Regions from separate parts of the Homo sapiens genome. Here region 1 is linked to region 2. The links are chromatin loops, found by intact Hi-C in ENCODE. Cell type or tissue: mammary epithelial cell. All regions are shown on one strand. Each heading gives the region's core, and the rest is flanking DNA. Links, peaks and the distances in the headings are about the cores only.

Region 1 (15,841 bases), core at 2,511-10,510, 53 kb before region 2:
CTTGTCAACGATTCTCTTAGGAAACTGAATAGGACCAGCAAGTTATGGGAAGGTGAGGGGTAGAACTGCACCGTGAACACAGATTTTCTTCTTATGTGACAAAGCCTCCAGGGTCATCACTTTGAGCTGCCCTCAGAAGAACAGATGAAAAGTCTGGGGGTGGGGGTGACCTTTAGGCTTTTCTCTCCTCTGGTGGCTAAATCTTTCCTGGTTATTTGATCAGATTCCTCGGGAAGAGATCTTAAGACAATTGTATTTCTTTTGGAAAGAAGTTTCCTAAGTCGGATAAGGAAATTCCAGGGAGAGGCTCTCTGCACTTGGGGGCTGGAGGAGGAAACAAGGTTAGAAAGTCCAGAATTCTGAGACAGCTTCGAAGGACTTCCAATGTCCTTTAATTCAAGTGCTCGGCTTTGCCAAAGCACCGTGCACTGGGGTCTCGTTCTCCTCATCTTAGCGCTAGCAAATGGTATTGGAATTTTTCTAAATTAACTTATCAGCAAATTAAATTAATACTAATTTGTCAAAATTAAGTGAGTCACTAAAGCTTTCTGGGCCTCATCTGCATTTCTAAAATGAAGCTAATTACAGTGGCCCAGTTTACCTCCCAGAGTTGTGTTTTAAAGCTTAAAGAAGCATGAGGTGTTGGTGCAAACCGGATATTGGCCTCGTCCTCACTGTTGCTGTTGGTGCTTTCTGTTTGAACTTTCCAAGTTTCGCAGAGAGCGAGGCCTTGCTCTCACACTCAGCCGAGGCAGAGGACGCCCCTGAGCTCTGCTTCATCATTTACAATTCCCTCGGTGAACACACGTTTCCTGGGTCCCTGTGGGTAACACACGGCTTGCCCTGGTCATCCTGTATCCAGTGACTGGAGCTCGGAGGTTCAAAATCTAAAAGCAAATGTGAGCCCCTCGACTCCAGCTCCCTGACCCTGGGTGCCCCGCTGAGAGCAGCAGTGCATGCGTACCCTCATTCGGGAGGCCAGCCTTTCATCACTGGGAGAGGAGACAGGTAAGCAAATGTGAAGTAACTGCCTCCAAATTGTCTTGTGCTGTGTTGCCCTGTTTTAGGAAAGGTGCCATTAATCCAATTTGTTTAAAAAATAAATAAATAATAGGGAAATAACCGCAGTGCTGAGATGCTGGCTGCATTTTGCTGAACAGACGAGGCTTTGTGCCAGTGTGAGGAGCTACCGAGTGAAGACATCCCACCTACGGTGGCAGCAGGGGTGGTCTCCCACCTGTCCCCAACAGCCCCAGGCCAAGGAGGCAGCTCTCTGAACTCTGGACTTTAGTGAGTGCTCCCCCGCTGAGCCTCCCCGTTCCCGCTGTTCTGAAGACAGAGACCTCCGCGAGCGGAGCACGAGCTCCCAGCCTATCATGAACATCGAGCAAGACGTGGCACGTGAATTTCATTTCTCAAGGAGAATGGCACTAAAATCCTTGGCTAGGGAGAATGTTTCCAACAGAGCAAGGCAGTCAGTCCCCGGGAGCTGAGGTCCCTGTACATCGTGTATTACTAAACAGCTGCCCCTTCCATCCTCTCTGCTTCTACAGGCTGTCCCATAAAGTTGATAACATTGAAGACTTCTGAGCTAGCTTGAGAATGATGTTGATTACAATAATGAGCCTTATTTTCTAATCATTCCCCACACCACATGACCCACACCTTCCTCCCTTCTAGCCTGCTTGGCAGGTCAGCCTCAGATGATGAGGAGGGAGGCCAACCGGGCCTGGCTTGGAGGCTCCCCAGAGCCCCCGCAGTCTGCTGAGTGTGGGGCGACTGTCCATGGGTCTTGCTCTAACTCAAGGGAAGCTGGAGCACCCTTCCTCGAGGGTCTTGCTGCCTGGCTGGCCAGGAGGACAGTGTGGATGGAGCCACACACCCTGAGGTCCTTCCCAGGAAGGGAAGTCTTCCAGCCTCGCACCAGCCTCTATAACCATCACTCAAAGGTGGGTAAGCAGCCCTGGTACTCAGAAACCACGGCAGCCCTATAGAGGGGATGCTTTGCTTGAAGGGGCCTTTTAGTACTGTCTTTGCTGGGATTCTCCCAGGGCTGTTTACCTGGAAGGTTCTGGAAACACTAGAGTGGAGGGGAAGTTCTACTGGAAGGCAGCCAATGAACGCTGTGTTTGCAAGCCGGCTGCCATGACAGGGGCAGGGTCGGGGGGGCAGAAGTCTGCTGGGAAAATCCTAGAAGCCGGTGCAGAACACGTGCAGTGGGACGCTCGATGTGGAGTATTCACAACCCCTGCTGTAGGGCCTGAGAGCTGATTCCCTCCCTGCCAGGCTGAGTGCTGTCAGGCAGGGAAGGCGGAGCTGGGCAGGGGAGTCAGGCAGGCAGGGAAGGCGGAGCTGGGCAGGGGAGTCAGGGGAGCCCCAGGGAAAGCAAGTCCTGCTTGGTCCTGCCAGCTGCTCCCCGGACCTACGGGTCTGGGAGTCACCAGGCTCCAAGGAGTGACCCCCCAACCATGGTCAGAGCACCCCTTGCTCATGGGCGGGCGTAGGGAGCCAAGGAAGGAAGGTCCTGGGTGTGGGCATGGAAAGGCTCTTCATGGAGACCTCTGCTTGCCCTTCGGGGCTCACCCAAGCTTCCTGACTGATGCTGGGGCCTCACTGCTGGGCCTCACGTGGAAAGAGCCACTGCACACCCCTGGGGCTGGGGGATTTCTGTCTGAGCCACAATGCTGCTAGTGGCAAAGTATGCAGAGTAGAAAAAAAAGCGGGGTCCCCACATATCCCGGGGCTCCTGTGGTGCAGCCGGACCCCAAGACCCTCCCGCTGCTGAGAGGACATGCAGGCTGTCGTGGGCACCTGGCCCTCCTCTGTGTCTGTCCCAGCCCCACATCCACACCAGGGACTGAGCCAGTGCGGGCAGAGGCCCGCCTGCGGCCACAGCCCTTTCACTGGCTGCTCTCTGGGGGCCTCCTTTGACTCTTCTTCTAAGCAAGGGAGGCCTGGCCTGAGAGAAGCTGGTTTGCACATCTCCCCTGTCCACACTGCCCTCCCAGACCCACCCCCGCCCGAGGCTAGACGGAGAGAATAGCCCGGTATGGACACAGGCCGCTTTGCACACACTGGGTCCGCACAGTGCCGAGAGGCCACTCACTCGCTTTGCTTCTTCCCGTGGCTCCCCTTAGGAACTCGGATTCTCGGGGGAACCCGCCTCACCCCTCCCACAGAGGAACAGCCTCTCCAAGGACCCTGTGGCATCAGCACCCTCAGCTCTGAAGACACGGCCTGTGTTTCTTTCCAGCCTGACTGAGGTCCAGAAAGGAGAAAAAAGCAGGCAAGGGGTCCTGCCGCTCTGTGGCCAGCCGGGCCGGGCTGGGAACACCTCTGGCTTCAAGACTCCTCCAGGCAGGACAATGGGGGCCCGAGACCCCTCTCATTTGGCAGCTGTGTGCCTTCTTTTGTTCTTCACTGAAGGCCAAGCTGAGCACGTGCTCTGTGAGCTGCTGGGTGGAAGGAGGAGAGTAGCCCCCGCAGTAACACCAGCCTGGCCCCCATCCAAGTCCAAGCAGAGCAAGGGCAGAGCTGACTTCACACTGCCAGATCCCCTACTTCCGAATTTGGCCAAGTAGCCTGCTGACGGAAGAAAACAATGCCACAGGAATGTGAATCACAGCAAGGAAGAGTTTTCTAAGTGGGAAGGATGAGAGACCTTCTAGAAGTTTCCAGGGGAAGACAGTGGAGCTCTTTGAAGCATGAGAGTGCTGGGACGTGAGGGGGTCACTCTGCTGTGAGTTAGCCAGAAGCAGGAACTGCTGAGCCACACACCCACCGCCAGGCCATGCTGTTCTCCAACACAAGGGCTTTAAAGACGAGTTCTCCAACACGAGGAACCCACCCGCGCGCCTACAGGGTGCACCATGTTTGCAGAGAGAAGTCTCCGTGTGATGCTGGCCTGGGCTACTTCTGGCTGAGCAGGAGCCCTGGGCAGAAAGATCACCTGAGATCAGCACCAGCTCCTTGTAGCTGCGACTCTAAGATTGCCTTAGGCACACTGGTGAATGTAGCCGTCTAGCTGCTTTCAGTTGCTTTGCAGACTAAGTGTTCCTGGCAAAATCGGAAAAGCTATTTCAACTTGATCGCCTTGAAGTGGAACATCCTCCAAGACAACAGAAAGCAGGGGAGGGTGTGGCCCATTTTCTCCAGGCAAACTTAATTCCATTCTGGGATTAGACACACTGGAAAGGCTCAGGACCCCCAAACGTGGACTCCTGGGTCGCATCACTCAAGGATGCAGTGTGAATTTGAGGAGGGTGGAAGGTACAAGGTGCTGCCATCCCAGTCCCTGCACGGCCCTCCATCCGCTGTGGGAGCTGCGGCCACTTGGCCTGACTCCCCCCGCTCTCATCAGTAATGCAGAGATGCTATTCTTTCTGCAGGGTCATTGTCAGGACTAGAAAATCACTTAAAGGCTGTCGCCCAGCAGCTGTCAATAAAGAAGGGCCACCCGGCTCCTCCCCTTCCAGCCCCTTCCTCAGGGCTCTGCGGTCATTTCCTTGGCTCCCCTTTGTTGGGCCTGTAGAGAAAGACTTCCTTTCTGCTGGCCCAGGAGCACTAATGATGTGTCTGATAGCCCAGATTGAAGTTATCAAAATATTAAGACTCAGCTTATCTTCAAAGCTATGCTGGCTGGCACACACCCCCACATTACACATGTGGACACAATGCACACACAGACAGGCACTCACATCTTCCCTGGCCCTGCTTGACAGTGGGAATCAGCTCCCGGCTGGTGTCAGGGACCAGGACTGTACTGGATTTTATGGAGGCACATGTCCTGCATTCAGGTGACCACAAAGGACCTTGAGATTCCGGGGTGCAGGCGTCAGACCTGCAGCAGAGCAGCCAGTGGGCCTGCACGGGGTCCCTCCGGTGGACTTGCCAGACACGGCTCTTGAAGGATCCATCCTTGAGTGTGCCTTTGGGGAGGCAACGAACCCAAAAGGGACCCCTGAGAGCCCAGCCCTCTCCTGTGGGAGGTACTGACCTGTGGATGGAAATTCCTCCCTCATTCATAACTGAGGCGCATTAGAAGCCTGAGGTACTTTCTGTAAGGGCTGCCTGTCACAGCCCCACAGTTCAACCACGGCACCTGTCTGTGACTCTCCTTTCCTGCCCTGTCCTCTTCGGATGGGCACACAGCTCCAGGAAGACACGGACCCCACACAGACAGCCTAGTTTGCATTATTTAAGACAGGTGCAGTGCATCACAACAAAAGAAAGCTGCAAGAAATCCAGACCCACTTCTGTTTAGCTTTGAGTGAGTTGGATGATATTGGGGAACACCTTTCTAATAATATTTCTCTTAGAATGATGCTGAAATTGGCTTATGTGTTCTGGGCACCTAGTACCTGAGGGCTCAGAGGGGAAGGTGTCCCCTAATGGGTCCCGCCTGGTGTCTTAGACTCCACCCTTCCAGCGCCCCACTCACTGCCTCTGATCCTCAGGGGGAGCCCCTCTCTAGGTTGTGCAAGAACGTTTCTTCCTTCTCCATAGCCAACTGTCCGGTCTATTCCAGAAAGTGCGTCTTACAACCTGCACCCCCAACTAGAAATCTGCACATCTTGCAGTGGGGGAGGGAGTGTGGTACCCAGGAGAGGACTATTCTGCTTTGAGTGTCTCTAGGCCGCCCCTTTAGCCTCTTCTGGGCCCCCTGCTGGCCTCACCAAGAACCACAGACGCGCTATTTTTATTCTGATGAAGAACAGTGCCGAAATGTCTTTCGACTTGACGAGACACAAAATTTAGGTGCTGAGAGAGATACTTCAATTTCAAGCTTAAAGATTACTTTGGGTCCCCCAGGACTCAGAAGCAATTTAGAGCTGATACCCTGAACAAGAGAAAGGTTAGAAGATTAAGACCAACTGCTGTTTGGATAAATGGTTGGTAATTGCCCATATCCGCAATTATACACTGGCACATAATATCTTTTCCACTACCTTTCTCCTCTCCTGAGTCCCATCGGGATTGATTCGGAAGGATCCCACCTTGGTCTTCTTCTGCCGAGCCTTGGTGATGTCGTGCTCTATCTCGTCCATCAGCGCCCTGCACGCTAAACAAGACACAAAACAGCTGTGATCAGAGGAGGAGGCGAGCCAGAGCCGGGCCTGTGGAGTGGCTTCCTCTGTGCCACCCTCTAGCTAGAACAGGGACAGTGCCGACGTGCCCAGGACCTGGGGAGGACTCTTGTCCTCTGCAGAGTTTTCAAAGACAGTGAGACAGAGACGACTTTTTTTATGTTCCCTTTTGTACTTTGTGTTTTCAAAACCATATACAATTTACTTTTACATTTAAAATGTGCTTTTTTTTTTTTGAGACAGGGTCTCACTCTGTTGCCCAGGCTGGAGTGCAGTGGCACTATCTCAGCTCACTGCAGCCTCAACCTTCCACACTCAAACCATCCTCCCATTTCCACCTCCGAGTAGCTTGGACTACAGGCATACGTCGCCACACCCGGCTAATTTTTTTTTTTTTTTAAGAGACGGGGGGTCTCACTATGTTGCCCAGGTAGGTCTTGAACTCAAGCCATCCTCCTACCTTGGCCTCCTGAATTGCTGGGATTACAAGTATCAGCCACCATGTGCAGCCTTCAAATGTGCTTTCCTATTTATTCATTTATTTATTTTTTGAGACAGAGTCTTGCTCTGTCACCCAGGCTGGAGTGCAGTGGTGCAATCTCAGCTCACTGCAACCTCCGCCTCTCAGGTTCAAACAATTCTCCTGCCTCAGGCTCCTGAGTCACTGGGACTACAGGTGCTTTCCTGAAACACTGCAGATGCTCATCCTCTGAGTCCACAGGACTCTGGAAGCCCCTCTGGGTTGTCATAATTACTCCCAAGTAGCTTCTGCACTGTGGGAAAAGTGGGTCAAAACTGGGCCCTCCTCCAAAAGATACATTTTTGCTGGATTTGAAGTCAAAGGGGACTCTCTGAAATTTATTTTTATGGGAAATGTAGCTGGTTTTGTCCCCTAAAATCCCTTCTCCCCAGGCTGTGGCTGCCCAGTGGAGGCGGCTGAGCTGTGCCTTAGGGTCTGAACTCTCACAAATAAAAGATAAATGAGGTGATGCCTCCAATATCGGCCTCATTTGCTGAACTGAAAACTGATTCTGGCTTTCCTCTCTGTGGTTGGAAGTCAGCATGTCAGGACCAGCCCAAAGGGATGTGGGAGAAAAGAGACAGCGATGTCAGTGTCCTGAATGGCCACGGAGCAGAGGCCGCCTGCCCATGTGGACCGCTCCCCTGGCTGTGAAACGAGACCCAAAGCTTCCATCTGAGTCACTCTCCCTCTGTCTGTGTTTTGGTCCCTGTTAGAACAGCATAGCCTTTCTCTGCCCAGGACATGACTTTGGCACAGGTGACATTGCGTTTAGTGCTCCCTTCTCATCCTGTGTCCGAATGCGGGCACTGAGGGCACAGGCTGTGTGGATGAGGACAAAGGCCAGTTGTGGGCGTGAAGCTGGAACACCAGCATGTTCACTGCCTTTAGGTGTTGCTGGGTGTTGCATTCCACGTGTCGTGCCCTTGTGGACTCCAGGACCCTGTGGTGGTGATTCCAGCACTATCCCCATTTCACGGACGTGGCTTGGAGAGATGGAGAGACTTTCCCAGGTGTCTCCCTTACCCAAGGTACTACAGAAATCAGCAGCCGAGCCACTGTTTGAGGACACAGATGGCACTCAGTCCTCAGAGGCACACAGCCCGCGCTCCCTCCCTACCCTGCTCTTAGGGGTCAGTGACCTTCAATCCATGTATGAGATCATTGATCACTATGATTACCTGTTAGTGAGCAGTACATCTAACGATGTACTGGGCTCCTCTGGGGCCTGGAGGTCTCTGACAGAGTAGCCTGTCTCTCTGAGGCTTCCAGGAGGAGAAGGAAGTTTTCATGGCAGAGGCATGAAAACCTGTGTCTCGGGTGTCCACATCAGCACTTACTGTTTGGACTTGACGCAGTGCACAGGGGCTCAAAGCTACTGACCACAGGCAAGCCCCTCTTCTCTAGGAGCAGGACTTACAGCTCCAAGAACAAACACTTCCTTTCTGGCTCCCTTGAAGCTAGGCCAGGGCCTGTAACTTGGTTCTACAACCATGTGTTCTGGAATCTTCCTAAAGAGCCAGTGCTCGCCCTCTGCCCTCTCTGACCCACTATAGGTCGGAGCTCAGCTCAGGCCCCAGGACCAGGGTGGCCTGGGAGATGTCAGGGTGAGGAACTCAAAGGCGGGTCCTGGGGCCTGCAAGGGGAGAACTCTGTGCTGACCGGGACAGCACCCTCCACCCTTACGAGAGGGAGACAAGCATCCAGATTGTCTAAGCCATTGCTATTTTGAGTTCACTACACTCACTCACCTTCCACCTCTGGGATGGAATAAGAAAGGACCCTCCATGGTCAGTGCTCCCCAGTGGGGGATCTCGGTCAGCGCAGGGCCAGGGCTGCCAGGGGAGCGTGGGCCCAGAATCCCGGGCCCACAGGTGGTGAACAGCCCAGTAGGCTCAGATGAGGAGTCCTCTAGGAAGAGCCGGCGGTGACCATGTTACTGCTGAGAATGGGGCCGCCTGGGACCCCTGAGGACAGCAGGAGCCCAGCTCCCACACGAGATTAGGAGGAAGAGGGATGGGATTGTCTGATGTCCTTTACCCTGGCTCCTGAGAGAGGGCAGATGGTGGGAAATGGTGTCTTGGAAGCAGAGGCCAAAGCAATCAGCACAAAGGAGGGGTGGCCTCTGGCCTCCAGGCCAACTTCAGAGGAGAAATGCATAGCCCGAGAGGATGGCCGCCAGCCGGGTGTGAAGGTTCCCCGAGAACCGGGGTGGGCCCAGCCCAGCATCTCCAGGGGCCCAGGTGGCCTCTGCCCTGACAGCCTCCTCCAGCCCTTCCTGGTGGACCCAGGAGCTGGAGATGGTGCGTCCTCACCTCCTGGCTGGCAGAGGACAGTGCTGGCCAACAGAAAGAATGTGGCCTTGCCGTCAAGTGCCAGCGTCAAACCCTGCTGGGCCATGGATGAGCGTCACCCGGCTCTACCCAGAGTCTCTCCCATCGTAGGGAGGGTGTTGCATGAGTCTGTAAGTGCCTGCCAGGCGTGGCCTGCCTGCTGTCCCCTTCCTGGCCCCACTGACTGCTTGGAATCCCTGACTTGGGCTCAGTGACTAGCTTGGGACCCCGTCTCTCCTCGGCATCTCTCTGCTTTCTGTGCCTGCAGACCCGTGCCCAGACTCCTGCCCAGCCGCCCCACCCTGAGCCCGGACGCTCCCTGTGCTGTGGTCACTGTGGGTGTCCTTGGCTCCCTGGATCCCTCAAGGCTGGACTTGCCGGCAGAAGTGGAAAGGGGCCGGTGAGTGGGCTCAGCTCACAGGGCTCTCTGGGTCAATATTTTAATGTTCTGCTGCCTTCATTTCAGGCCCACATTTCACAAGCACCAAGATAGGCCGTGAAAAGGCAGAGCCCCTTGTAGTGCACACCTGTCATCGAGCATCCCCAAATGCCCTGAGCATCGGGATGGCAGTAGCAGGACCAGGGCACAGCACCCCGCCCCCCGTGGCCATGCAGGGCTTCTTGAGGTCAGGGTGGCCCCGTCAGCAAGGAAAGGTGCTGGGCTTCCAACAGGACAGGAGGCCCCCAGGCCTGCCATCCCTGACCTCCCCTCGGAGGGGCCGCTCCACAAGAAAAGATCATTTTAAATTTCCGCCCCAGGTCACAGAACAAGTTAACAGTCACATCAGCGACCTGGGCTCCAGATTTCTAGTCCGGCATTAATTTAAATGTTAATCTGAAACCTTCACTTAAATCACAGGAGTTTAGAGTTTATTAGAGCAGGCGGCGGGAGTGGGGCCTCATGGGGGGATTGGTGGGTCACACTGCCTGCCAGAGGGCAAGCCCCCTCCCGCTGGGCCTACCAGCCCCTGCCACTATGGCTGTCTCCTTCCCTCTCCCTCCCTTTCTCTCTTAGAGGAAGATTTGGAAATGGGAAAGAGATGGAGGTAGATGTCACGACAGATTCAGATGAGCCTCCGGTGGCTCAGGTGCCGGAACCATCTCAAGGGGCTTGCAAGAGCAGATGGCATGTGTGCTGCTTCCCAACTCCACAGCTAGTGACATCACACAGGTAGCCCGGATCAACAGGGGTGGGAGTATTTACACAACAGGCATAGGCAGATGCTACAAATCAGGGCCCCGCCACCACAACCCTCCTGCCCACACTCTGCACATGCCCACAGGAGGCTGCATCTCCCTAGAGGTGAAGGGATCAATGAATATCTGAGCATTTGCCATTTTCAAGGTTATGAGCAAGGCCCAAGGAAGCCACCGAGGTCTGAGTCCCAGCCCGTGCCCTCCAAGGAGCTCGCATGTGGTGGATGCCGTGCCTCCATTCCTCCAGGGGTGTCTGGGCCACTCTCCCCACCAGCAGGAGCGGCTATGGGAACCAAGCCATCCAAAGCTGCAGGCAATGTGGATTTTCCTCCAGTGGCCTTTAGGCCACAAGCAGAGGTGACATCAGAACCACGTGGGGAGTTGCTAGAAGTACAGACCCAGGTCCCAGCCTGGGAGACTCTGAGTCGGGTCTGGGTTGGGCCTGAGATCTGCAAATGTCTTTGACATGCAGGAGGTCATTGTGCTCTGCAATGGGGGCCCTACCTGTCCCAAGGTGCACTGGCTAGTGGCAGCTCTCCTGCACCCTGCACCTCTCCGGAGCAGGTGCTGCTGACCAGTAAAGAGGGGTGCAGGGGCCACTTTCTCTGGTACCTCAGAGAACATGGCTCAATTCTAGAACAAACCATTTTCTAGCAGTTTCTATAAGCAAGGCAGGAGCCCTGGTATTACGATGGTAGTGATTAGTGCCCATGCAACTCCCACCACTCACATTGCATCTCCTGCATGGCTGTGCCCCCCACACTCCTTTGAGGGAAGATGAAGCCCCGACTCCCAAGGCTGCAGGAGGCCAGCAAGGCAAACGTGACGGAGGGGTGGCTCCCCCCAACCAACACTCCTGCTCCCCAAAGTGGAAATGGCTGATGCCACAGTCTTTCTTTAAGCCTGGTCTCTAGACATCCCAAAGTGTGGCGGGCCCCACTCTGTGCTACGAGGAGGCCATGAGAAGAGGCTGAAACCCAATGACGAGCTGCGCCTGTGCAGAGGCCGGGGTGAGCTGGATGTTGCTGTGCACGGCCTCCTGGGCGCCCCAGGCCTGGCTAACTCAGGAGCATCTCCCACTGCCCACAGGATATCAGGGCCCATGATGGACTCACAGCATCGACCAGGCCCGCCGCTGTGCCCGTGGCTCAGGCAGGTGCGGGAAGGAGAGGGGCTTTGGAATCCAGTCTCAGCTTCACCACACCCAAAAGTAGCTTCCTTGCTTCCTTCCTTCCTCCTCTCCTTACTTGCCCTGTTGGCTGCTTCTGTCCCCCAAAAAGATAAGCTGACATCCCAACCCCTAGTACCTGTGAATGTGGCCTTATTTGGGAATAGGGTCTTTGCAGATGGGATTGATTCAGACCAAGTCATACTGGAGTAGGGAGGGCCTTGATCCACCGACGGGACCTTCTAGAAGAGGAGAGACACAGGGAGGTGACCTCACAACATGGGAGAAGGCCACGTGATGACAGAGGCAGAGACTGCGTTGGTGTCTACAAGCCAAGGAAGGCCCAGGACCACCAGCAACGCTAGAGCTGGAAGAGTCAGGCACAGATCCACCCCTCCAGGTTTCAGAGGGGACGCAGCCCTGCCCGTCTTGATGATAGACTTCAGGCCCCCAGAACAGGGAGGCTCCACTTCTGCTACTGAAGCCAATAACAATGGGGGTTGTGTGTGGGGACAGCGCAGCAGGCTCAGGACACTCACACACTCTCTGAACCTTGTGCTGCTCTGGGTCAGGTGTGGGAGGTGCAGCAGTGAGGGAGGCCACAGCCCCATCCTCGAGGGTCCCAACTCAGCCACAAAAATCCCATGAACAAGCTTGGCGAGCTGAGTGTTACTGCAGAGAAAGAGAAAGTTGCAGGAATGCACAGTCCTGGGGAAGACCTCCAAGGACAAGCAGGAGTTGCCAGGAAGAAAACCAGAGGGCGCGGCTCCCAGGACAAAGAGTGCACGCTCCTGGGAGGGCCCGGCCGGAGCACACGGTGTCTGAGCTAGGGAAAGGCATTCTTTATGTGCGTCTTCCTCATTGCTTCTTATTCATTTTTCTGTCATAAGGATTTTCCCAACTTGGGCGTGGTTGTTGCCATTTTAAAAACTGTTACGTAATATCCAATCAAGCAGATGCACCATCATTTCCTTAACTTTTCTATCTGTGCTTGTTAGATTGTTTCAAAGGCTTAAAAGATGGATAATTTAGGCTTGTAAAGGATCCTCATTTGAAACATAGCTGTTGTTTCAAGTTAACCTAGAGCATGGCTGCATTTCATTTGGTCATTCAACAAACTTTAAGCACTTTTCTTCCGAGTACTGTGTCCCAGGGTGCTGGAGATGTAACGATGAGTGGGAGGAGCCACCATCACTCATGGAGTTTGCAGATGAAAGAGTAGCATCTACAAGTTCCACAAAGGAGAAATGCAATGTGCTAAGCAAACCCACATGGATAGGGTGGCAGGTTAGAAAAGAAGACCGAAAGAAGACTGCAGCGTTTAGCCATCTTCCATGAAGAGTTGGTGTGTATTGCCCCACTCAGGTCTGGGCTGGACCTGAGACCTGCTTTGGCCAGTACCTGTGGCAGAGGTGACATGCCAGCCTCCAGAGGCATCACCAGCCCACGAACCTCCCAGCCCACTCTCAGCTTGGGAGAAACAGTCAGCTGATGTCTTCAGCCTCTGGCTTGGGGTAAGTTACCCAGCACAAGTGGGCTGGACCTTGTCAAAGAACACGGGAGGCTTCCCTAAGAGCATGACAAGTAGGACCTGAAAGATGATCAGGCATTTACCAGGTGAAGAGCAGATGAAGGTGTATTTGCCAAAACACCCTGGTGGAAAAGTGCAAGGTGAGTTTGATGCACAAGAAAAAATAGTAGCCCACAGTGGCTCACTCCTGTAATCCCAGAACTTTGAGAGGTCGAGGCGGGCAGATCACTAGAGGTCAGGAGTTTGAGACCAGCCTGGCCAACATGGTGAAACCCTGTTTCTACTAAAAATACAAAAATTAGCTGGGCATGGTGGCAGGCGCTTGTAATCCCAACTACTTGGGAGGCTAAAGCAGGAGACCTGCTTGAACCCGGGAGGTGGAGGTTGCAGTGAGTCAAGATCATGCCACTGCACTCCAACCTGGGTGACAGAGCAAGACTCCATCTCAAAACAAAAACAAACAAACAAACAAAAAACCAGTAGCTCAGATACCTGGGGAGAAAGGAGAGGGAGAAGTGTGCTCTGTGCTGAGGCTACAGAGGTTGGGGGCCAGGCCAGGCAGAGCCCTGCAGATACAGGTAGGGAATTGTGTATCTATTCTCAGCCAAATGGAACTACTGCAGTATTTTGAGTAAGGTGAGATTTGATGAGATTGCATTTTTCTTTTTTTCTTTCTTTCTTTTCTTTTTGAGAGATTCTTGCTCTGTCTTCCAGGCTGCAGTGCAGTGGTGTGATGTCACCTCATTGCAGCCTCGACTTCCTGGGCTCAAGTGATCCTCCCACCTCAGCCTCCCAAGTAGCTGGGACTCCCAGCATGCACCACCAAGCCTAGCTAATTTTTGTATTTTTTGTAGAGACAGGGTTTTGCCATATTGCCCAGGCTGGTCTCAACTCCTAGGCCCAAGCAATCTGCCCACCTTGGCCTCCCAAAGTGCTCGAATTATAGGCATAAGCCACCTCACCCAGCCCTAAGATGTGCATTTTTCAAAGATCATTTAGGCTGCAAGCCAGGACAGCAGACTAGAGAGGACCAGGGGGCATGCTGGTAAGCCAGTTATTGAGCTACTGCAATGATCCAGGCAAGAGATTACTGCACAGTGGAGGAGATACAGAGATGTGGATGAATTCAAAGCTTTTGGGGAGGTAAAAGCAATAAAATTAGTGATGAGTTGGATGTGAAGGTTTGGGTGCACACTGCTGGTTGCTGCCTAACCAACATCCCCCTCCCACTCTCTTCTCAATTAATAAAGTACCCTCCCTATCCAGTCACTGTCATCCATGTGTATCAGAGAAACAGGTTCATTCCAAGTTCAATTCAACCACAGCAATTCCATGCATCTTGCCAACTGCTGGTTTGGGATGGGTGCGTGTCATAATTGTGGAGATGGGATGTGAGAAGGGGTGGCTGGCAGGCTTCTAGACAGGCATTGTTCTTCTCTTTTACAAAGTGGAGACATGTAGGAACATCCTCACACCTCGTTCCTGCCTCTGGATGACATCATCTGCAGGTGATCGCTGGAAATGTGGCAGCCATTCTGGCACCATGAGGGAGTCGGCCTGAGGTTCACAGCAACAGGCTGAGTGGGGCAGGGTAGAAATGTGGACGACACTTGGGCTCTGGTGACACTGCTGAGCCTCCATGGGCTGCTTGACCTCCTGGCTTCATACATGTACTTTCGTCCATTTTCTCCTAATTGTTGAAGCCATTTTGAGCTAGGGACTATGTTCCTTACTCCCTAAGCCTATGTTGGCTTCAGCATGGTATTGGCCTGCTCAGGTCACCATAACAAAGTACCAGAGCTGGGGGGCCTAAACCACAGAGACTTATCACTCACCGTTCTGCAGCTGGAAGTCCAAGATCAAGGTGTCAGGAGGGTTGGTTCCTTCTGAGGCCCCTCCTTGACTTGCAGACAGCTGTCTTCTCCCTATGTCCTCACGTGGCCGTCCCTCTGTGTGTGTCTGTGTCCTAATCTTCTCTTCTTATAAGGACACCAGTCATAAGTTTAATATGGGCCTTGTCTAAAGGGCCCACCCCAAGATCCCATGTTACCTTAATGACCTCTTTAGAGGTCACTGGGCCCATCTTCACACACAGTCACATTAGGGGTTAGGAATTTCACATGAATTTGGGGCAGACACAATTAAGCCATAACCAGCAGTAAGGGGAAATCTCATGTCCACAGGGCAAGACGTCCACAGGTTGGCTCGTCAGCACTGGTGGCCTCAGCCCCTCAGGCACCTCCTGACTCTGTCTCCACCTCTCTGCAACGTTCTTGGTCTTCCCACAGGGATGTCAGATGGTGTCCGCGGTTCTAAGCTTCAAACCCTCAGAGCCCTACATCTGGAGGTGTGGAGGATCACTACTGCCCTGTCAACTTCCATTTGTAAGGAAAACGTTGCCTGACACCCCCGCAAGCCCCTTCCCGCTCCCATTGGCCAAAGCTGTCCCGCAGCCTGGCCCAGCCCCCGTCCTGGCGTGGAGACGCAATGATGGTGTTTGGCTGAGGCCAATGGGGCCGCACCCTCAGGGGCTGGGAAGGGCCAGCCAGTCCTCTGCAGCTCTTGGCAAAGCTGAACAAAATCAGGGTTCTCTCAGCAAAGCTACTCCCGGCCCAGAGACCCCAGGACATGCCACGATGCTCAGAGCGCCGGGCAGCGATTCAGGGCGGCAGCCGGCAGGAGGGTGCTGGGCAGGGGCGCGCGGCCAGCTGGCGCGGAGGCAGATCGAGCCCCGAGGCTCCTCGGGCCGCGCGCCCCAACACAATCTCCACGGCAACCCGTCTGCAGGAGGGACTCCCCATTGAGTTTTAACCCAAATTATATTTTCCAGGTCTAAAATCAGAGCCACTGTGGAAGCAAGTACTCATGTTAACAGCTTCGAGATGCTCTGCATGTGAGGACCGGCGGGGAAGCAAGACCTCGGAAACAGGATTTTAAATGGAGCAGCAAGCCTCGGCCGCTCAGGGCCCAAACTGCCCTGCGCTGCTATGTTCCTTTAGAAAACAA
Region 2 (15,841 bases), core at 2,479-10,478:
TGCCCCCGTGAATGACCTTTTCTAGCTCAGTTGCCCGGCTGGGCTCAGTTGCACTCCAGGGAATGTGGAGTGCTTTTCTCCCGCTCAATTGGAATTCCATCCCACCCATGACACTGGCCTCCCTCTCTGCGGGCCCTGGTTTTCCAAACTGATAGCTCCCTTCCTGCCACCCCTACAACCCACACTACAAGAGAAGCTACCAGGAACACGCTTGCGCTCAGGTTTGTTAAGAACGACTTCACTGGTTCTCCAGTGAGGCCCGGGGGATGGGGTATTGGATTCAATATTGGAGGCTTTGCAAAGCCCAGAAGCTTGGGTCTCTGGTCCCTCTCCAAGGGAGGGCAGACCAGGCAATCTCAAGTCAAGAACTCTTCAAAAATACCCAGGAACCGTGGACAGACACACTGGCTGTTTCTCTACTGTCAAAGCATGGGAACAAATCACGTGGGTGCCCTGGATAAAACATGTCCTTGGCCGGGCACAGTGGCTCATGCCTGTAATCCCAGCACTTTGGGAGTCCGAGGCAGGTGGATCACTGGAGGTCAGGAGTTCAAGACCAGCCTGGCCAACATGGTGAAACCCCATCTCTACTAAAAATACAAAAAAAAAAAAAAAAAATAGCTGGGTGTGGTGGCGAGTGCCTGTAATCCCAGCTACTCAGGAGGCTGAGGCAGGAGAATCACTTGAACCTGGGAGGCGGGGAGGTTGCAGTGAGCTGAGATCATGCCATTTGACTCCAGCCTGGGCAACAAGTGCGAAACTCTGTCTCAAAAAAAAAAAAAAAAAAAGTCTCCTTAAGACACACCAAATCCATGACATCAGGTTAAAATTCACATCTGAGACTGCTGAATAGGAAAGCAAGTGAGGCAGCACTGGAGAAGAGGGAACAGGGCCCGGGGGCCGGCGGACTTGCCCGCGGGAGGGCGTCACTGTTTGCATCAGCTCCTAGCACCGTTCACCACAGCCAAGCCCCACCCAAAACCTTGGAAGCCTCCCTGCCCCTGTAAGCCCCGGGAGCTTGCCCCCAGGAGAACTGATGAGGCAGGAAAGTGCAGAGGTGTTTCTAATACCTCTGTCCTGTGTCCCCACAAAAAGCATCAAATCACAGGATATTTCATAATCTAACTTGGTGTTACACCATTCAGCCACTTCTTCCTATGCCCTGCCCTTAAAGGAAAATGTCCCCACAAAGCTGAGCTCCTCGGCCCTCTGGCTGGTGCTGCCACTGCTCTGCCAGCTCTGGGGTGCACCCAGCTCCCCGACTTGTGTGGCCACTCCTGTACCAACCAGTGGCCAGGAGAGCCAGAGCTCCCGCCAAGGCCAAGGGCAGCTGGTCAGCTTAACGCATCCTTCTGCAGGGCACTCGGGCCTGCATCTCACTGACTGCTGTGTTCTCACACCTCACCCAGTACCTAGCACAGGGTGGGGATCACATGGCTCCCCAGACAGTGCAGCTCCTCGAGGCTCTCTGGTGGTACTGTGTCTACCTGCTGCCTCCACCTCCCAAGACCCCGGCTCTCCATGGGACTCATGGGAGCCCACCCAAGGCAGAGCCAAGAGCCAGTCCCAAGGACAGACGCTGTGGTGGTCCCAGGATCACCCCTGCCCTTCCCACGCCGAGGCCAGGCTCTCAGACTCGCTGTACATGAGAACCACCGGCAAAGCTTAAACATTCCAGCTGCACCCAGACCAGCGCCACCCAGACCAACAGTGCCCAGACCAGCTGCTGCACCTAGATCAGCTGCTGTATCCATACCAGCTGCTATACCCAGACCAGAACCACCCAGACCAGCAGTGCCCAGACCAGCTGCTGCACCTAGATCAGCTGCTGTATCCATACCAGCTGCTATACCCAGACCAGCAGTGCCCAGGCCAGCAGCACCCAGACCAGCTGCTGTACCCAGACCAACTGTGCCCAGATCAGCTGCTGCACCCAGACCAGCTACACCCAGACCAGCTGCACCCAGGTCAGCTGCACCCAGACCAACTGCAGGAGCACCCCAGGGCTGGGCCCCTGCACAAGCATTTTCAAAGCTCCCAGGAGACTCTGCTGTGAGCCAGGTTGAGACCCTCAACCCAAGACATCCTTATTGTGCCAGGCTTAGGATGTCCACTCCTTCTTCAGCTAGTGCCCTCACCTTTGTTGTTCCACAGTCAGGCCACAGTGCCCACAACTGTTTAGATTAAAATGGAGACCACTTCCCTTTACGTTTCACCATGAATCCCTCTCCCCCACAAAAGCTGTAATCCAGCAAACAGGTGGAGAATAGCGTGCTCAAAGACTAAACTAAATGGGAGAGATCAGGTTTAAATTAACATCTGGGATGGCTGAAAGGGAAGGGAAATCACACAGAGGCAGGAGGGGAAGGAGGAAGGCATGGAGAACAGTGGATACGCCCCCACCGGAGGGAGAGGGTGTTGTTTCCATCCACTCCCAGTTCCCTTTACCTGACTGAATGTTGTAACTACAGATTTCCTATGTTGAAACCCTAACCCCCAAGATGAAAGTATTTGGAGGTGGGGCCTTTGGGAGGTGATGAGATCATGAGGGTGGAACCCTCGGAGCCTTTCCACCACTGAGGTCAGAGCAGAAAGATGACCCTCTGCAACTTGGAATAGGGCCCTCCCCAGAACCTGGCCACACTGTGCTGGCACCCTGGCCTCAGACTTGCAGCCTCAATAAATGCCTGTTGTTTATCAGCCACCCAGCCTGATACATTCTTCCAGCAACTCAAACAAACTGAGACATGAAAGCAGTGTTGTCCGTCTGGGGTAGTATCTGAGGTTCATTGCCTCATGCCAAGGAAATCAAGGACATGCACACACAAGGAGTGAGGTTAAGAGCGAAAGTTTAAGAGGCGAAAGAAAGAGAAAAGCACTCTCCTGAAGAGACAGAGGGTCCCAAGTGGGCCTTCTGGTCTGAGGTGAAGTGCACGAGGTTTTATAAATGAGCTCGAGGCAGCACTGTCTGATGTACATAAAGCACAAAAGCTTGGTCGCATCAGGTGTGCCATGTGCATAGCACGCAAAGAACTGGTTAGGACTAGGTGTGCCATTTGCATAGTTCATGAAGAAGCTGGCCACCCCAGTCTTATTTTTTATTTTATTTTATTTTTTTGAGACAATCTCACTCTGTCACCCAGGCTGGAGTACAGTGGGTGCCATCTCAGCTCACTGCAGCCTCCGCCTCCCAGGGTCAAGCGATTCTCCTTCCTCAGCCTCCCAAGTAGCTGGGATTACAGGTGCCACCACCACGCCTGACTAATTTTTGCACTTTTAGTAGAGATGGGTTTTCACCATGTTGGCCAGGCTGGTCTCGAACTCCCTGACCTCATGAACCAACTTCCTCGGTCTCCCAAAGTGCTGGGATTACAGGCATGAGCCACTGCACCTGGTCTGCCACCCTAATCTTTTATTATGCAGGTGGGTTCTCTACCTGGCTGGCGCCATGTTGCCGGCCTCGTTACTGTACAAGTGATGACAAAGGAAAGGGAAGATGGCGCCTCCATGCTGAACATGCCCAGCCCTCAGGTAGCCCTTTTCTGTTGGCCCAGCTGCCGGCATTCACCCATGCAAACTTCCAGCTTGCTTATCTGTGTTTGCAGCTCGATTTTTCAGGCTTCTCTTTGTTAGAAAAGCAATGATTTGGGGACTGCTTCTTTTTAAAAGGGAAACCTTGCCGAGGACTCCTTTACCCTCACTATCTACCTAAATTAATTTCTTTCTAGCTCCTGTATCAGCATCCCCAGGCCTCCCTCCCTTTCACCTGGTCCCTGTCCCGCTCCACCCGGACACTCACAATTGGCACCAATTTCCTTGATTGCAGAGATGCCTGGGAGCCCCAGAGCAACCTGTACCTGGACCCCAAAAACCACAGAACCTAGGAGGGGGAGCAAAGAAACGATTAATTATCAAAAATAAATTGCACACATTAAAATGATGGTCACAGGAGGGCAGAGAAGTCAAGAATTTAGGCTTTACATTTTAAAACCACAGTTTTCTGACTCCAAAACATCTGGTTTTGCAACTGAGGAACATGGGAAAATGCCTAGTCTCTCTCCAGGGAATCCCACATCCAGCTATTTTATTTGTTTCAAAGCATTTTCATCAGATTTTAAAGATGGTTTACTGCCTGAAGATGAAAGGAATGCTTGTCGGAGTAATTTTTCATAGTTCTGCTCTTTCATCTAACTAGATCAAGAAACTAAGCAGGTGTTTAGGAAAACGGCTGCATTTTGTACCTGTGGGAGCTTCAAAAAGCAATGGAGATGCAAAACGGTTCTAAAATTATCCAGACACATTTTGCATCTAGAAATATGTGCATATTCATTTACCTTCAAATTCCTAAAATGATGCCTTCTGAAGTTGCCACAGTTTTCCCTTCTGTTTGCAGTGTTGATGCCTCATCTCCAGAAGGTGGGGAACGTTTTGTTTTGGTTTGGTTTTGGTTTTTTTAGACGGAGTCTCGCTCTGTCACCCAGGCTGGAGTGCAGTGGCGCGATCTCGGCTCACTGCAACCTCTGCCTCCCAGGTTCAAGTGATTCTCCCACCTCAGCCTCCCAAGTAGCTGGGACTACAGGCACATGTCACCACGCCCAGCTAATATGTTGTATTTTTAGTAGAGACGGGGTTTCACCGTTTTAGCCAGGATGGTCTCCATCTCCTGACCTCATGATTGGCCTCCCGCCTTGGCCTCCCAAAGTGCTGGGATTACAGGCATGAGCCATCTGCCTGACCTGGAAGGTGAGGAATGTTCTTTTTGCTGCCCAAAGCAGGCAGGATTCCTGAGACTTACTCATCGGCCAAAAATATTCCTCAACTGCAAATCTCTTAAAGGCCACCTGGATCACCTTAGTCCCAAGCCTCACCCAACTGGACACATCACACAAGCATCTACCAACAGGGTGTCTAGCTTTGGAGTTCTTCCGAACCACAGCAGCAAGCTCATGAATGCCTCCTCAGCACTGAGCAGCTGGGGGGTGTCTGTGCTGAACATCCTGTGTCTCCGTGTCCCATCCAAGCTGTCTGGGGTTGGCCCCTATGAGAAGGGCTCCTCACTCATTAAAAACACGTAAACATGGCAATGTGGGGTGGAGAGTGACAGCCCAGGCCTACGTTGAGGTTTGGTTCCCAAAGCTCATTTTGATTTTGTTTTCTTTCCTAATAGCCATTTGATGGACTGAGAGCTCCTAATGAGAACACAAACTTAGACTAAATAAACTACTAAGTTGAGAACTTGGATCTACAAGCAGGCATATCTTTCTAAACTGTGAATCATTAACTGGGTCTCAGACTGGCCTTGCCAAGTGTACTGCATTTTTGAAGTGGCCTAAATGGGCTTGTTCTGCTCCCATAGATCAGTCCTCATGCTTTCCCAGCAGGAAATTGATTGTGAAAGAAAATCTTCTGACTAGAAAGGAAAAGAAAAATGTGCATCTTTCATCAAATACTAAAAGGTATTTGATGATTCATATTTCAGTTTGAAACTGACTTGCAGATGCGTCTCCTTTTACTTTCACCATTTAACCCATGCAAAATTTGCATCTAAGAATAATAAAGATTGATAAGATCTTGCATTTCAAAGTAGGTTTAAGATACTGGTGTTTCTGCACCCCCCAAAATGAATGATGTTATGAACAATGTGTTAACCCAATTATTTTAAGTGAATAAAAGATATTTGAAAGAAATAGGAAGCATATTTTCCCAAACAGAAGAATTCCTTTGTAATGCAATTAATCAAGTGCTACTTTTAAGTTATTCACCTTATGAATTCGAGTTTTGAAAATCTGATTTTTCTAAAGCAGAATATACCTACCCAGCCTGGTTTGAATTTCCTATCCCCTGCCCCTGATTTCCCTTTGAACAGACGAAACAAAGAAAGTCTGCAACCTTCAATGCGATGGCTTCCCGAAGGAGTTCCAGTTACTCAAGCATTCTCTAAAATCCTATACCAACTCTGCTGTTCAAGGACCTTTTATATAACGTCAACAAGATCTCTAGCTTTTCCTTATCATCATCACCACCATCACCATCACCAGCTCCACCACCATCAAAGTTGTTGCAGAGCCAATATGGGAGCATCAAACTGCAAATCTGGATTGTTCCGGAGCATTTGTTCAATTTTGAGTGAATTAACAGGCCATATTTAACAACATATGCTCATATTACATATTCTCCAGAAATATAAAACAGGCTTAAACCCTCAGTCATCATTTCAGCCCCATATTCTAAAACTGGTCCTTTCTCAGGAGCCGTTCACACGCAGTGCCGAGGACGGCCAGCAGATGGCAGCACCAAGGCTCAGAAAGAGCAGAAACCAAGCGGGAGCTCAAGGAGCGTTCAATGCCCACCGTGATATCGTCAGGACACCTAAGAAAGGCAAATGATGTTCTCTCTTCGTTATTTTCTTTCTAAACACATTTGACAACCCACCTTTTATTAACACGTCTGCATCCTCTGAGACAATGCTTTTGCACCACCACGCTCCTGCAGCGCAAGGTCTCAATCAGGGATTAAGAAAGCTAAGATCCTATATAAAGAATATTTATGGCTTAATTGTCTTGAAAGCTTGGCATGGTAATTGAAGAATTCAAAGGTCAAAAAATCTACTTTGTCTTTCTTATTTTTCAGAAAATCAAGAAGCCAACAACGCCAAGATTGATGGAAATACATTTTCCTTGTCTCTTCCGCACGTTATACTAAGTGGTAATGTCAAACTGCCAGGACTTTCTGATGTTTTCTCTCTAAAGGTGAATATGCCTGAGTGTGCCCCGATAGAGATGCTCACTTATAAGTAAAAGGAAAAGCAGAGAAATCGCAAAATAGGTCATCACAAAGGATAGTAAACATTGGAAAAAATGTTTAACCTCAATAGCAATCAAATCCAAAAAAAAAAAAAACCCACCGAGATGTCATGATTCACTATCAAATTATTGCACATCAAAATGTATTAATAATGAGTCCTACATGAGAGAAAATAAATTGATCCAAACTTTCTGGAGGGAATTGGAGCCAGAGACTCAGGAGCTTTAAAAATATTCATAGTCTTTGACTTATTAGCAACCGTCTTGGGACTCTAACCCAAGAAAAAAATCTAAAATCCAAAATATGGAGTCAAGATTTTTCACTCCAACAGTACGTGTAACAGTAAAACACAGGACACATTCTAAATATTGCAACAGAATAGTAACTCAATTATAAAGTATTTATATGACTGCTTATGTTTAGTCAATAAAATAATGCCCATACATACTTTCAGAGCTAAGCATCTGAAAGGATATAGGCAAGCTGTCTCTACATAGTAGGATTAATGATATTTCATGCTATTCTTTTGCTCATCTATGTTTTTAAGTTTTATGCAACAAACTTGTTTTAGGAGGAAGAAAACCATTAAAAGAGACTTCATTTAAAAAACCAATTTACTGACAGTGTATGAGCAAGTATTTCTAATAAAGTATTAAGTGGATAAAAGGGAGATACAAATTCTATGTACAGTGTGGTCTGAACTATGTGAAACATACACTGTACATAAAAGAGGGAGATAAACTGAAAGAGGTTCTCACTTATGGCTGGGCTCTGGGTAATTTTATTACTTTCTCCATTTTATGTTTTCTACAATGAGCCTACATTACATTTTATATCAGAAAATAATAATTTTAATCAAAATTTGAACTGTGATCCATAATAAAAATTAACTCAAAATAGATCATTCATACTTAAATGTAAAACGTAAAATCATAAAACTTCTTGAAGGAAACATAGAAGAAAGTCTTGGCAACCTTGGGTTAGACAAAGATTACTCAGGACACTAAAAATACAACCCACACAAGAAATTGAAAAACTGGACTTCATCGGAATTTAAAACTTCTGCTTTTTTGAAAGACACTTAGGAATATGAACAGACAAGCCAGGGACTGGAAGGAAATAATTTGCAAAGCACAGAACTGATAAGGACTTGTATTCACTTTATAAAAAGAATCGTCAAAACTTGATCATAAGAAAAACCAATTTAAAAAATGGGCAGAAGGTTCAAACAGACATGTCACCAAAGAGGGTATATTATATGGAGGGCAATGGCGCTCCTGGAAGAGCTCAATACCCCAGTCACCATTTGGGAAAAGCAAATTGAGCCATAATGAAATACTACAACCCATCTCTTAAAATGGCTTTTTTTTTTTTTTTTGGAGTCTCACTCTGTTGCCCAGGCTGGAATGCAGTGGCACGATCTCGGCTCACGGCAATCTCCGCCTCCTGTGTTCAAGCAGTTCTTCTGCCTCAGCCTCCCGAGTAGCTGGGACTACAGGCACATGTCGCCATGCCAGGGTTTTTTTTGGATTTTAGTAGAGACAGGGTTTCACCTTGTTGCCCAGGCTGGTCTCGAACTCCTGAGATCACGCAATCCGCCCGCCTTGGCCTCCCAAAGTGCTGGGATTACAGATGTGAGCCACCGCGCCCGGGCTAAATTATTTTTTAAACCTGGCAATACCAAGTACTGACAGGGATTTAGAGCAGCTTCTGCCACGTTCTGCTGGTGCAAGTGCAAAACGGCACAGGCACCTTGGAAACCGACTGGCGTCTTTTTATAGGTAAACATAAGCTTCCTTACTACCCACAAATTTCACTGCTCCTATTCACCCAAGAAAAATGAAAACTTAGGTCCACACGAAAGCCATATGCAAAGGTTTCTTTCTTATTTCTTATTTCTTTCTTTCTTTTGAGACCGAGTCTCCCTCTGTCACCCAGGCTGGAGTGAAGTGGCACGATCTCGGCTCACTGCAAAATTTGCCTCTCAGGTTCAAGTGATTCTCGTGCTTCAGCAACGCAGGGCTGTTGTCTGAATCTAGGTGTGGATTTTTGGAAACAAGGCCAATTAGGTCACTAATTAATTTCATTCAGTAGCCCAAGCAGAGGTTCCAGTCAATCAGATTTAAAACTTACTTTTAACACATACCTCTGTTCCATTAATTTTCATTTCAGGTCTCCCACATGGAGAAGAAAAGCATGCCTTTAACTTGTTATTTGAGGATCTTTTTAAGGCTTTGTTGCTGCCCTAAGGAAGAAAAGGAATTCTCCTTCTCCTTTATCCCCAGCGTCCCAGGAAGGAGCCGGGGAGTAGAATGACAGCAATATTGGAAATTACTTTCCATCTGAAGTGATTCGGTACAAGCAATGGCCCTTTCTGTGTACAGACAACAGAATATACAGAGCTCTGTGAAAAGATTGAAAGGAATTGCATTTTTTAAAAAATGCTGCTCAATTTTGCATTCTCAGAAAGCCTCTGCTTCCCTAAACTCTGGGTTTCCCTTTTTACTATGCCATTAATGATGAGCTGAAGTACCAATCGCTCTCCCAACAAACTTCCAAGCAACTCTAGCACAGTCGCCTTCTTTTTCTTCAAACTGTGACTTCCAAGGACTTTCACACTTCGCCTGGTGACATGGAACACGCATGCTATACACATAGGGAACAAAGTTTCATGAGAAAACACTTGAGCTGGGCGCAGTGTTTTCCGCTAGTTTTCATGCTGTTCTATACAGCACGTTTCATTTATCAATTTGCTGGTCGAGACCCTCTAAAAATTCGATCCCTCACAAAGAAGTAGAGTGACCGATGATGTGAAAAACACAACCCGGTGAGCCCGGCCGCACGACGCTTCACAGGAAAACACAACCCGGTGAGCCCGGCCGCACAACGCTTCAGAGCCTCATTACCGGCTGTGGCTCGCTGAGGCCACGGGCTTCCGGCAGCCAGTGGTAGCCGGCGGCTCTCCTGACCGCACTGCTACTTCGCATTATTCTGTTCATGGCCTTCAGTGTGATTCAAACCGCTGTTTCTTTAAAATAAAAAATAATCTGGCTGGGCGCGGTGGCTCATGCCTATAATTCCAGCACTTTGGGAGTCTGAGGCAGGTGGATCACCTGAGGTCAGGAGTTCGAGACTAGCCTGGCCAACATGTTGAAACCCCATCTCTACTAAAAATACAAAACATTAGCTGAGGAGGCTACTTGGGAGGCTGAGGCAGGAGAATCGCTTGCACCCGGGAGGAGGAGGTTGCAGTGAGCCGAGATCACACCATTGCACTCCAGCCTGAGCAACAAGAGTGAAACTCCGTCTCAAAAAAAAAATCTTATTTTTCTCATCATTAGACCAAAAAAAAAAAAAAAACCTGCAACTAGGTCAAATCAAATCAAGTAGGAATTCATCAAGGGGATGGGTTTTGTAAGTTTCCACTGACTGCACAGAGCAGGTCTGGGCTCCCCTGCACTTCCTCCCTTCTGTCTGGGAAGCCCCAGGTGAGGCTGCGCTCGGGTGGCTTGAGTCTCCCGGCCCCTGGGAGAGTTGCCCCCAAGGCTCAAGTCTGGAAGCAGCCCTCCAGGATGCCCACGCTGGTGCTCCACACTCGGGAACCCCCAGGAGCTCCACGGACTCAATTCTCAGGCAATGGTGATTTCAAAATTCCCCAAGTTGAGGCTTTCCTTGACTGACAGAGGCACGTTCTTGCTGCCTCCTGGCACTTCCTGCTTCCTGGGGGAGGGAAATACATGTCCTCCTGCCCTCCACTCTCCAGAGACCACCCCTGGTGATTTGGATGTTTTCTGAGGGACACCTTTAAAGTGTGGGTTAAAATTCCAGTAGCTGTCTCTCTTCTACCTTCTTTTGAAGACGTTATCTCCCAGCTTGTTTCTTCGCATTCAAGCAGGGCACGTGGCCTGCAGCCTCGGCCTGTTAACAGCATGGAATTGTGACGACGGTGTCCAGGGCAGACTGAGAGGGAGGGCGTGCCTGACACTGCCCAGGGACCGTCTGCTTCTCTCGTTCTGTGGCAGAGCTTCCCAGATCATGGGAGACATTCACGCCACTGTTGGGGCACCCCTAGATAAACAGGAACCCCAGCCAGGAAATTGCTCACTATGGCTTGTGAGTTCCCGGGAGCTCTGTGCTCCAAACGTCAGCTGAGCTGACAGCAGGAAAGGAAGGAGCTGGAGAAGCATCAGCCACCCAGGCCATCGTGCGCCCAGGAGGGAAAATGTGGAAAGGTCCTGGGTGTGCAGTAACACAGGACACCAGCGAAACATAAGGGGCATCCAACGGGAATCCACCCCAGTCTTGTCACTGCAGCGGTGGGAAACTCATACGCATGCACTAGATTCATCTCCTGGTGATAGCTCCGCAGGTAAGGAAAAGAAAATACCACCACAGTTTTTCAAAATGCAGAACAATGTCATCAAATAAACGAACTGGATGGAATTCCTACTTTGCTCGTGGGAGCCAGAATCTTCCTCTGTGTATACTTGATCTTAACTCAGAAACATTAGCCAAAGGCAGCTGTCCCCTTGGGGGCACCCTGGCTTCTCAGCCCGCCCACTCAAGGTCACCCTGACTCCTCTAGGAACCCCTCCACCCACCCCAGAATCATGCTGCCGTCCAAATACTGCAAGGGAGGAGGGAGAGGGTTGACATCTTGGTGTTCCGACGGAGGGCCAGGGTGTGAGTGTCAGTGTCGGGCTGAGCTGTATCTGGCCTCTTTGGACCTACAAAAAGGAAAAATTAATTTCTCATGTTTTGAGGTAGCCTGAATAGCGGGCCCTGGCCCCTGCCCAAGATGTTCGCCTCCTAATCCCCAGAACCTGTGAATATGTCACCTTACATGGCAGAAGGGACGTGGCAACGTGACTGAATGAAGCATCTGGGTATGGGCAGATCATCCCGGGTGGTCTCGGAGGACCTTTTAGGAGAGGGGCAGGCGTCAGTGCTGGGAGCTCTGAGGATGGAGGTGAGAGGGTGGAGTGATGCGAGGAGGGGTTCGGGGCCTCAGGAGCGCAGGCAGCCTCCAGGAAGGCCTGCCAACACCTTCACCGTAGACTTCTGGCCTCCAGAGCTGTAAGGGAATGAGCCTGTGTTGTTTAAGCCAGTGCACTGTGGTGACTTGTTACTGCAGGGGAGGGAAACTCATATGAGTGCGCCAGATTCATCGCCAAAAGGAGGCTCAATTTTCCACCCTTCTCTCGGATCCATGCCCCTGCTCCCCATCCCTTAAATGTGGCTGGTTTCTGTGACTGGTGGTCAGGACAGCAAGCTAGTTCTGAGCCGAGGCCTCTGGAGACCTGGGAGCCTCGAATTACCCCTTGGCACCAGCCTCTGCCCCTGGAATCACCCCATGGCACCCGCCTCTGCTACTGGAGAAAGAGAGCCTGGCATTGCAGCTCAGGCCACATGGGCCGGCCAGCTGTCTAAGCTTTTTCCTTTCCCCCATATCAGACTTTGGAAGTTAAACCCAATATTTATACTTACTTACCAATGGCTCTCCGGTAAATATTCCTGGAAGTCAGGGTGCAATCAAAATAAGTAGTCAGGTTCAATAAGGGAAGGGAAATTGTTATTTTCTAAAAGCTTTCAAAAGGCCAAGTGCTTTCACTTAAGATCCCACTTAATTCACAAGAGAATTTTGATGTCCATTTCAGAGGTTAGAATAAAAACTTGTGACAATGAATGGAAACAATACTATAAAGCTTCTTTAAAGAAAACAGTGCAGTGTTGATACGTGAATAGACAAACTGAAGAGAGGAATTGACTAGAGGGTCCTGAAATGACCAAAACACGTGGAAAATCAGTGTCCGGCAGAAGCGGCATCTCACACCACTGGGGTAGGGACAAGTGTTTTAATCAATTGACTGAACAGTTGGTGGCCTTTGAGAAAAAGATAAAATTAAATCCATATGTCACACCAAACATAAAGATAAACTCCCAGTGGATCAGGGATCTAAATATTTAAAAATAAAATAATAAAAGTACTAGAAGAAAATATGGTTAAATTCCTATTCAACCTCCACATTGAGTCTTTCTAACTATAACCCCAAATCCAGAGGCAATTAAAAGAGAATAATAAATTTGACTACATAAAAATAAAATAAAGCTGTGTGGCAAAATATCATAAATGAAACAAAAAAGCCTGATAAATTGGGAGAAAATATTTGTAACGTATATCACGGATGAAGGACTCATGTCTCCAATCTATAAAGACGTCTTTAAAATTGAAAGAAAAGAACCAAAAAAAAAGAGAAAAATTGGCCAGGTGCGGTGGCTCACGCCTTTAATCCCAGTACTTTGGAAGGCTGAGGCAGGCAGATCACGAGGTCAAGAGATGGAGACCATCCTGGCCAACACGGTGAAATCCTGTCTCTACTAAAAATACAAAATTTAGCCAGGCGTGGTGGTAGGTGCCTGTAATCCCAGCTACTTGGGAGGCTGAGGCAGGAGAATCACTTCAACCCAGGAGGTGGAGGTTGCAGTGAGCTGAGATCATGCCATTGCACTCCGGCCTGGGCAAAAAGAGTGAAACTGTCTCAAGAAAAAAAAAGAAAGAAACATTTAGAAAATATATGAACAGATAATTCACAAAAGAGATGTCAAAATGATCCTCGCCATACAAAAAATGTTCTACCTCACTCACGACTAGAAATATGTAAATTGAAACCACACGGAGATAGCATTTCTTGCCTATCAGATTAGCAAAAATCAGTATGAAAATCCCTTCTTCCTCTTCTTCTTCTTCTTCTTCTTTTTTTTTGTCACCCAGGCTGGAGTGCAGTGGCACAATCTCGGTTCACTGAAACCTCTGCCTCCTGGGTTCAAGCAATTTTCCTGCCTCAACCTCCCAAGTAGTGGGGATTACAGGTGCACACCACCACGCCTGGCTAATTTTTGTATTTTTAGTAGAGACAGGGTTTCTCCATGTTGGCCAGGCTGGTCTCAAACTCCTGACCTCAAGTGATCCGCCCGCCTTGGCCTCCCAAAGTGCTGGGATTACAGATGTGAGCCACTGCGCCTGGCTGGCAACGCCTTCTTCTGATGAGGCCATGGGGAATCAGCACCCTCCCACACTGCTGGTGGGAGTGAAAGCTGGCACAGCTCTGGGAGGCAATTCGCAACACCTAACAAAATGAGATCTGCACTTATTTAGAGTCACCTACTCCTAGGATCCCACTCTAAAAACATACCTCCGACAGCATGAAACTACATACACGTGAGATTACTCACTGCGGCACTGATCGTCATCAGAATATTGTGGGAATAATCGAAACGGCCATATGTAGGACAGGAGTTGAGTAAACTGTGGTGTCTCTACAGGATGAGGTCGCTTTCACGTAAGAAGGAGAAGAAAACATACCGTGCTCTCTGTTCATCTGCTGTTTAGTTCCGACTTTTAGAACCAAGCTAACCATTCCAGGTAAATGAAATAAATAAATAAGCCGGAAGGACCCACGTGGAATACAAACAGAAACTAACCGACCCAACTGTATTAGAAAGAGATGCCAGAGGCTGGGCACGGTGGCTCATGCCTGTGATTCCAGCACTTTGAGAGGCCGAGGCAGGTGGATCACAAGGTCAGGAGATCGAGACCATCCTGGCTAACACAGTGAAACCCCGTCTCTACTAAAAATACAAAAAATTAGCCGGGCGTGGTGGCGGGCACCTGTAGTCCCAGCTACTCGGGAGGCTGAGGCAGAAGAATGGTGTGAACCCGGGAGGCGGAGCTTGCACTGAGCTGAGATCGCGCCACTGCACTCCAGCCTGGGTGACAGACAGAGGGAGACTCCGTCTCAAAAAAAAAAAAAAGAAAAAAGAAATAGATGCCAGAGGCCAGGTGCAGTGGCTCACGCCTGTGATCCCAGCACTTTGGGAGGCCGAGGCAGGCAGGTCATGAGGTCAAGAGATCAAGACCATCCTGGCCAACATGGTGAAACCCCTTTTTTACTAAAAATACAAAAATTAGCCAGATATGGTGGCATGCACCTGTAGTCCCAGCTACTCGGGAGGCTGAGGCAGGAGAGTCACTTGAACCCAGGAGGCGGAGGTTGCAATGAGCCGAGATCACGCCACTGTACTCCAGCTGGGCAACAGAGCAAGACTCCGTCTCAAAAAAAAAAAAAAAAAAGAAATGACATAGCCACACTGAAGGGGAGTGAGCAAGAGAAGAACCAGCCTAGGTACGTTTGGGAAATAGCATTTTTACCAGATTCTCTAAAACTCGAAGGGTTTTCCAATGGCCAAATCTGTGACATTTTGAACATCATAAGTAATGATTATAATGAATTATAATTCATAGAATAAAATGGAAAATCAGGATTCCATCTGGCATAAAGAAAGAATTGAATGCTTAAATAAATGGGAAATAGCGAAAGCTCTTCCTTGCAGTAGCATCACAAGTAATACATGCAGAATTATGAAGTTGTACAGTCATCATTTGGCACCCATCATCATAATAATTCAGCAAGAACCATCAATGGATGCTAAGCTTGTGGGGGAAGTTTGATTAGGAACAGCATATTCACACAGCCTCGAAGTATCTCTCCATACGTAGATACATATTACACAGGGAAAAGGGAATTCCCAGTGGAAAGACCTGGCAGACACCCTATTGACCGAGTGAGAAGAGTTACCATCAGCAGGAACAGGACAAACCGACTGAGGCACAGAGAAGCATCCCTCCTGGGGTTTCCTGCCCAAAATGCATAGCGAAGCCCTCAGACAAACTGAGCAACACTCTGCAAAATAACTGGCTAGCGCTCTTCGAAAGTGACAAGGTCGTCACGAAGTGACAAGGTCATAATAAAATGAAGACTGAGGATCTGTTCCAGATTAAGTAAAAATTAAGAAACATGACAACTGGCCAGGCGTGGGGACTCACGCCTGTAATCCCAGCACTTTGGGAGGCCAAGGCGGGCGGATCATGAGGTCAGGAGATTGAGACTATCCTGGCTAACACAGTGAAACCCTGTCTCTACTGAAAATACAAAAAAATTAGTTGGGCGTGTTGGCAGGCACCACCAGTCCCAGCTAC

What was found. Hi-C counts contacts between places; a loop is a spot of excess contacts. Peaks named below come from ENCODE experiments on the same cell type or tissue, not always from the same donor. Only the 100,000 strongest peaks of a DNase experiment are listed, where the experiment ranks them.
Region 1: a loop joins it to region 2, with 5 times the contacts of the local background. A loop is called at or near these places in 2 of 110 quality-filtered maps.

Annotation. Positions count from the first base shown.
Region 1 is chr7:155,539,883-155,555,723 of GRCh38, forward strand. CNPY1 (canopy FGF signaling regulator 1) reads right to left here and starts at 6,677. Exons shown (of 5, transcript NM_001393663.1): 1 at 6,547-6,677; 2 at 5,949-6,061. The coding sequence starts at 6,047. RefSeq lists enhancers at 2,205-3,005, 8,292-8,793. In mammary epithelial cell, for the core only: a CTCF peak has its summit at 5,657 (motif pointing left); DNase peaks (open chromatin) are centred at 6,789 and 7,209; H3K27ac peaks cover 286 bases.
Region 2 is chr7:155,592,640-155,608,480 of GRCh38, forward strand. No RefSeq gene overlaps it. Among named protein-coding and RNA genes, the nearest start is that of RBM33-DT, 44 kb to the right of the region's middle. RefSeq lists an enhancer at 1,651-2,397 and a silencer at 6,176-6,470. In mammary epithelial cell, for the core only: a CTCF peak has its summit at 6,283 (motif pointing right); no DNase peak of the experiment used is centred there; H3K27me3 peaks cover 690 bases.